Linked DNA regions of Homo sapiens: all the other regions are linked to region 3. Evidence: chromatin loops called from intact Hi-C (ENCODE). Cell type or tissue: endothelial cell of umbilical vein. All regions are shown on one strand.

Region 1 (2,500 bases), 240 kb before region 3:
TGATGAAACTGGAGGCAACCCAATTTTAGGAATTTAAAGCCATCAAAGTATTAGCACAACAAGTTATCTCCTCGGGAAAAATTTGACTGAAAATTAGAACTGTTTTACCAGGATTGTAAAAAAATTACTAAACAGATTTTCTTTCTGTCTCAAATCTCCCACACGGAGGAAGGAGGAAGGAAAAGGAGGAGAAAGTAATAGCAATTTCATGTAATAATGTCAGAAAAATGTTGACAACATTATGTTTGTAAATGAAATAATTTGTTCAAGCAGCAGAGGGAGCCAATGTATTATTTTAATTTTTTCTTTAAGTGTTGGGAATATTCTCAGTTTCTATAACAGAAAAATATCACTTAATTTTAAAATTACAAATTTGATGCCTTATTTTTTATCATTATGTGATCTTTAATATTTTTAATTAAGTGTAACAAGTTACATGTAAAAAGTTGATAATATTATTACATAATATTTTGGAAGATGTTTAACCCTTTGCATTTCCAAAGTAAGCAATAACATTCCTTCAGCTAATTCTTTAAATGTGAGCCAACTATATTATTTGACTACCGCAGCTAACACCACAGGGAAAAGACTATGTAACAAAAATGTCATTTAAATTAACATTATTAATTGTCTAAAGTGTCACAAATGTAAAGGAACCACAATTCTATTGGACTGCCTAGTTTGTCTATTTGTACTTTGAGAAGGTACTTTAAGGGTAAAAACTTTTTATAATCAAAAGGTCACAATGAATTGAAAAAAATGAAAGCCTCACTTAAAAAACAAACAGGCTCCCTGCCTCAATTCTTGGTACCTTTCTAATTCACTCTTCACACTATTACCAAAATAATCTTAAAATTCAAAAGTCATGTTACTTCCTCCCACTGACTTGCCAGCTCCTACGATAAAGATCAAAGTCTTTGACTTACAAGACCATACATGATTTGAACAACACCCAACTTTCTACTCTCAGATCTTGCCAAACTCCCTCTTCATCTCTGAACTCCAATAGTGGCAATCTATTTTAGTTCCGGAGATCCACCACAGGGCCTTTGAACACGCTGGTCCTGAATCTTGGAATGTTCTCCCACCTGTACTGTCCTCACTTATCCATCATATCTCTACACAGGTCACTTCCTCAGAAAAGCCTTACAGCTAGGTCCAGCATTCTATCTATATCCTACTCTTATGGCTTCCTATACTTTTCCTTTTTGCCACTTAAACAGCTAATAATTTATATCTATATGAGTAATCAATATTTAATATTTACATAACTGGTCAATATTATAAATATTAAATTATTTCACTATTAAGTTATAAATATCAAACTTTTAATATGATTATAATATAATTAGAATACATTTATAATTGTTATAATATTAATAGAAGATTAAATGATAAATCCTGAAAACTTCATAAGGACATACCATTTCTCTTCTGCTCATCTTTGAGTTTCCAGTTCCTATTACAGGACGTGTGTGGTCTTAGTCTGCTTGGGATGCCATCACAAAATACCAGAGACTGAATGACTTAAACAATAGCAACTTATTTTCTCTCAGTTCTAGAGGCTGAAGGTTTGAGATCAGGGTGCCAGCATGTTCTGGCTCTGGCGAGGGCTCTCTTTCTAGCCTGCAGGTGGCTGCTTACTCACTGTGTCCTCACAGGATCTCTTTCTCTTTTCTTCCTTTTATAGAGCCACAGTCCTATTGGATTAAGGCCCCATCTTTATGCTCTCATTTAACCTTCATTAACTCCTAAAGACCCTATCTCCAGATATAGTCACACTGCACCTTTAAAATATGCACTTGGAGGGCATACAATTCAGTCCATAGCATAGCATGTGCTAAGACTAGTATGGAACAAATATACGGTATCACTAAGAAGAGCGAACACAAAGTATTAAAAATGTAATAAGCATAAAAATATTTATTTCAGTATTACAGCCATTGAAGGAAAAATACCACCAGAATAATAAAGCCAGAGAGAAAATAAGCAAATTATCTAACCAAAAAACATGAGGGAGGAGGTATATACTCTAATAATCAATTCAACATTCATCAGTCCTATTCATGTCAGCCACTGCATTGGCAATGGTGTTATACAGATGAAATACTTCATAGCCTGGTGATGGAAGAAGTCATAACCTAATAATTAAAGTGTTTTATTGTAAGTGTTTGACCATCCCTCAGCTCCCAATTATCTGAACCCAGTAGAATTTGGTAACTGCCCCTAAAAGTCTCATAACTACAATGAATGTTGACCAACGATTTCTTTTAAAACCAATGGACACTTTTAACTCTCATTTAGGGTCTTTACATATGGATATATAGTTTGTATGCTAACTGCACAAATCCAGGGCAAACCTTTCACAAACTAGCTCCCTCTAGAATTGTGCAGTATACAATCTGCACACTGAAGGAAATGTCTGATCTTCTAGATCTCATTTAACATTTAACACGAATCATCAACACTTTTTTTTTCCTAGAGAATGTTCGTCCCTTGA
Region 2 (2,500 bases), 1.5 Mb after region 3:
TAAGTTCAATTACTAAACTGCCACTCGTGCTCCAGCATCCTCTCCTTTCCAGCTTTTATTTCAATATATACTAAAAGAGACAGCTTGGGATTTAACTACCTAATATTGTATAAATTATCTCATAACTTTTTAAATTTAAGCTAAATTCTAGGTTCTAATTCATTATGTAAAAGTACAACATGAAATATTTAATAATTTACTTTCCCTTCAAAACAATCATTTATATATATATTTATATGTATGTTTATATATATATACATATATATATGTCTCTCTCTCTCTCTTTTGAGACATAGTCTCACTGTGTCGCCCAGGCTGGAGTGCAGTGGCACGTTCTTGGCTCACGGCAACCTCTACCTCCCAGGTTCAAGTGATTCTCCTGTGTCACCCTCCCCAGCAACTGGGATTACAGGCATCCGCCACCACACCTGGCTAATTTTTGTATTTTTAGAAGAGGTGGGGTTTCGCCATGTTGGGCAGGCTGGTCTCGAACTCCTGACCCCAGGTGATCCTCGACCTCCCAAAGTGCTGGGATTACAGGTGTGAGCCACCGTGCCCAGCCAAGACAAGCATTTATAATTGTATCCTTTATATAACCACTAAAACAAAATGAATTTTAGCAGACACGTAAAATTCAATTGGACAAAGCAGTAGAAAAGTGCTGCTGGGCCATTGCCTATAAACAAATAATGCACATTTTCTCATCACTACTTACCATATTTCTCTCCAAAATTATGAATTAATCCTATGTAAAAAATTACTCCGGCCGGGCACAGTGGCTCACACCTGCAATCCCAGCACTTTGGGAGGCCAAGGCGGGCGGATCACCAGGTCAGGAGATCGAGACCATCCTGGCTAACACAGTGAAACCCTGGCTCTACTAAAAACACAAAAAATCAGCGGGGCAAGATGGCAAGCACCTGTAGTCCCAGCTACTCGGGAGGCTGAGGCAGAATGGCCTGAACCCGTGAGGCAGAGCTTGCAGTAGGCCGAGATCATGCCATTGCACTCCAGCCTGGGCAACAGAGCGAGACTCCGTCTCAAAAAAAAAAAAAAAAGAAAAAGACATGTCTGCTTTAAACCGTAATATAGTATCCCAAGTGCAGCCTGAAAATATTCTTGTTGTTTCCAATATTATTCAAGGACATGTTTTATATGCATTTTGAAGTATTCAGACTGAGAAAAAAGGTCTTACGGCTTTTAAGAATTTAGAGAGCTATAGTGCCATCTACTGGAAAACACAGATTATGTTACTTCTTAAGCAAAATTCACTACCATATTTTCTATCAAACAAATCCCAGGGTCATGTCTACAATGATTTTGCATTGATTATATAACATGTAAAATTAACTACTAAATCTGTTAACCACGTACATAGCAGTTATAACTGAATACTAATGTGATTACAAATGTATACTACTCCATTCCCACCATAGAGAAAGAATGCATAAGACTCAGAAATTAACACCTAGCTGGTTCAGAGTTGACCTGGGATTTCCTTCTGAATGGCTTTTTTTTTCTTCCAAATCCTAACCTTATATTTCTCTTTCTTTTTTCTTGAGATGGGGTCTCTCCATGTCGCCCAGGATGATCTCAAACTCCTGTGCTCAAGCAATCCTCCTGCCTCAGCCTTTTAAGTGGGTACGACTAAAACAGAGGGCTTTTGTTCAACATGACTGACTCAGCATGATCCTTGCAAGCAGAGGGCCAACATCACACGCACACGCACACACGCACACACACACACACACACACACACACACACACACACACTCAAATGGAAAACCATGAAGAAAACAATAATATAGCTGTTGATTTGTCATTACCTAAATAGAACACTTATTCAGTAGTAAACACTTTTTTTGCATTTTTTTTAAATATCAAACACTTCACAAATCTCCACATCATCCTTGCACAGAGACCATGCTAATCGTCTCTGTATTGCTCCAATTTTAGTATATGTGCTGCAGAAGTAAGCGCTAACACATCCTTTTACATAAACAAGTATTCTTACACCTTCCTGAATTTGGGAAGGATTATACTCAAGGAATAGGGGAAGTGATGGAACTTACTGAGGTGCTACACGTCTCCAGTAGCGATCAATTCCATGTTTAAAATACAGTACAGCAAGCCACCTTACATTTATATCCAAAGTGTGGTTGGTGAAAATATTCTATAAATAAAAAACATAATATTAGAATTAGCATGGAATAAGTAAAAAGTATAATTAATGTACCCACAATAAAGTATGGACAGATCTTTGTTTTGTTTTGTTTTGTTTTGTTTTGTTTTTGAGACAGTTTCACTCTCGTCGCCCAGGCTGGAGTGCAATGACACGATTTCGGCTCACTGCAACCTCCGCCTCCCAGGTTCAAGAGATTCTCCTGCCTCAGCCTCCCAAGTAGCTGGGGTTACAGGTGCCTGCCACCAAGCCCAGCTAATTTTTTGTATTTTTTTTTTGTAGAGACAGGGTTTCACCATGCTGGCCAGGCTGGTCTCG
Region 3 (2,500 bases):
CATACTTCTGTTTCCCTCCTAGTATTCATAAGTGTGCCTTTAAAAACTTTTAAATTGTAAGAAATAAAATGTTTGATATATTATGTATATTATTACTAAGAAAAAACTTGAATTACTTTGGATTTTTAAAAACTTTGATAAATTCTACATCATAGCATATTGAAGCAGAATAACAAATGCTATACCTCAGGAATATTAATTCCAGATTTTACAGCATTTTAACTTTCTTGATGAGAAAAAATAAATTTGTCAGTTATTAAACTATTTGGGATCCAACAGATGAAAGCAGAATTCTAACTAACATATTTATTGATTTATTTGTGATTTACATATTTACATGTGTTGTTTGACACAATTCTTAATTATGTTCTTGATATGCATATATTTGCTTCTTAAATTTTAAGTTTCCTTTATTTTACTTTGTTTATAGTCTCAACTATAATTTCAAAGTTTAATTTTAGATAATTCAGCTTTTAAATATTTTCCCATTATAATTTTTGGACCTCTAACTCTATTTTAACTGTAAATATAGTTCTGTATTTGTGAAGAGACTTTAGAAGTGGAAATAGATACCTTCACAAATCTTAAAAAGACTTCTTCAGAGTCTGTAAACAGCATTACCATGTATACTTATCTCTTTCTTTTCAATGCCATGAATCATCACAAATGGCAGGCTCATTGTGGTGGCATGCTGAAATGATTGAGTGGGAACTGTGCCCAGCACTGAACTATAAAAAAAAAAAACAAACAAAACCTTATCCAAACACACTGTCCTGTATTGTAATGCATTGGCCCAACTGGATTCTTTTTGATGCTTTGGTGATTGCTCTTTTGTTTGGGCTTGGAGAATTCAGAGCTATGAAATTCAGAGCTCAGATTTGAACACAATATTAAGATTATTGCAATCTGTAGTGAATCTGTTCATGTTATCCAGTGTCAACTGCTTTTGAGATTGCATTCCTTTCACCTCAGGCATGCAATCAGGATGTATAAGTGAAATGTTGTGTGGTATGTTTACTGTAGTTGCTTAGAAGTCCCATTCTTTACCAATGCTCAAATGTGATTAAATTTGTTTTTCTTGTTAAAGGAAACAGCTTAGAACAAACCCTTGTAAGTATCTTTATTTTCAGTGATTTAACATTTCCAAATGTTAAATCATTTGGAAAATGCAATACTATTCGTTTCTCCAACAAAAGGTAAATTTATGTCAGTTCCAAAGTTCAGGTTATGACAGCACAAAACCAACACAGGTGAAAGTGTTAGCCTAGCTTTATTAAAATGGCATTCCCAGTTAGAACTTGTGAATGACAGATACTTCAGGCTTTCGAAGGAAGCTAAAACATATAATAGGCCTGATATATAAGGTTCAGAGCAAAAGAGGGCACTAAAATAAATTTTTAAAGAAAATAGGAAGGAGACAAAACTCAATACTACCTTGTCTTTTAATAACTGTCTTCCTCTTTCTAAAAGTTGTTGTATTTCCTCAATACTTGCTTCATTTCTGCATAAGGGTTTCCAGATGGCACTCTAAAACATTTGCCAGAAGGTGGCGACATAAAACCTCATTGCTTAGAACTGTCCCAGGTGCTGAACCCAGTTTCTGAGATTAAGAGAGGCTAGCCGGCTAGCGAACCGGGATTCCACCAAGTTTCCCCCAGAGGTTTGCAGGCTCTGGTAAGAAGTGCAAAAGGCCATGTGAAATGCCAGGCTTCACTTAGAACACATATGCAAAATATTTCCATCCCTGAATTTACTAGCCACAAAGCTATGGGAAGTGGCAGTGTCACTGAAATTACAAGTGTAGTAGTGATGGAAAAGTGTGTGTGTGTTTAGAATATATATCACACTGAGTTTTGTTCTTCATTTCGAGATGCAGTTGTTTACCTCTCCTTGTCCTTTGACACGTCCTTTATAATTTCGTTCTCTCCCGGTTCCCCAACGTTAAAAAAAAAGTCACAGGCAATATTCTCCCTGAGGGAGTAAGGCTGGACTGTTAGATGATAACGGAGGTACCGTTTTGTTGTTGTTGTCGTCGTTGTTCGTTTGTTTTTGGAGACGGAGTCTCGCTCTGTCGCCCAGGCTGGAGTGCAATGGCGCGAGAACGGAGGTAGCTTTTTAAAAAGGAAGACACACTCGGTCTTCTTCCATCAATTAGCAATAATTGGGAGACTGACCCAGGACTGTTCACCTTCCCATTCAGGCTCCCTATGCTTCCTTTTCTCATCTCCTATTGCCACTCTGGGATGCTGACACGATTTAAGAATTTGGCAGATAATATGAGGCAAGGAGTAGTTGGAATTCCCTCCCCCAAGTTTTTCCAACCCCAGTTTTGCTGGGTTGGAGGCGGAGTTTATTTGTTACAACCTTGGTCTGACCGGCAGGGATCTGGTGTGTGTAAGTGAGTTCTGAGTCTCTGTTGACAAAAAGAGACTCGAATGCAAAGACGCTGAGCTAGAGGGAGAGGAGGGCGGGGACCCAGAGGAAAGAGGCACTCCTCGGG

What was found. Hi-C counts contacts between places; a loop is a spot of excess contacts. Peaks named below come from ENCODE experiments on the same cell type or tissue, not always from the same donor. Only the 100,000 strongest peaks of a DNase experiment are listed, where the experiment ranks them.
Region 1: a loop joins it to region 3, with 10 times the contacts of the local background. A loop is called at or near these places in 2 of 110 quality-filtered maps.
Region 2: a loop joins it to region 3, with 9 times the contacts of the local background. A loop is called at or near these places in 14 of 110 quality-filtered maps.

What each region holds. Positions count from the first base shown.
Region 1 is chr5:64,205,954-64,208,453 of GRCh38, reverse strand. The region is part of intron 2 of RNF180 (ring finger protein 180); the gene reads right to left. Among named protein-coding and RNA genes, the nearest start is that of RNF180, 41 kb to the right of the region's middle. In endothelial cell of umbilical vein, no CTCF peak of the experiment used is centred here; no DNase peak of the experiment used is centred here.
Region 2 is chr5:62,442,656-62,445,155 of GRCh38, reverse strand. It overlaps IPO11 (importin 11), which reads right to left. Exons shown (of 30, transcript NM_016338.5): 3 at 2,073-2,173. It also overlaps the pseudogene RNU6-661P. Among named protein-coding and RNA genes, the nearest start is that of IPO11, 31 kb to the right of the region's middle. In endothelial cell of umbilical vein, a CTCF peak has its summit at 1,219 (motif pointing left); a DNase peak (open chromatin) is centred at 1,235.
Region 3 is chr5:63,962,361-63,964,860 of GRCh38, reverse strand. HTR1A (5-hydroxytryptamine receptor 1A) reads left to right here and starts at 2,416. Exons shown (of 1, transcript NM_000524.4): 1 at 2,416-2,500. In endothelial cell of umbilical vein, a CTCF peak has its summit at 1,536 (motif pointing right); a DNase peak (open chromatin) is centred at 1,560.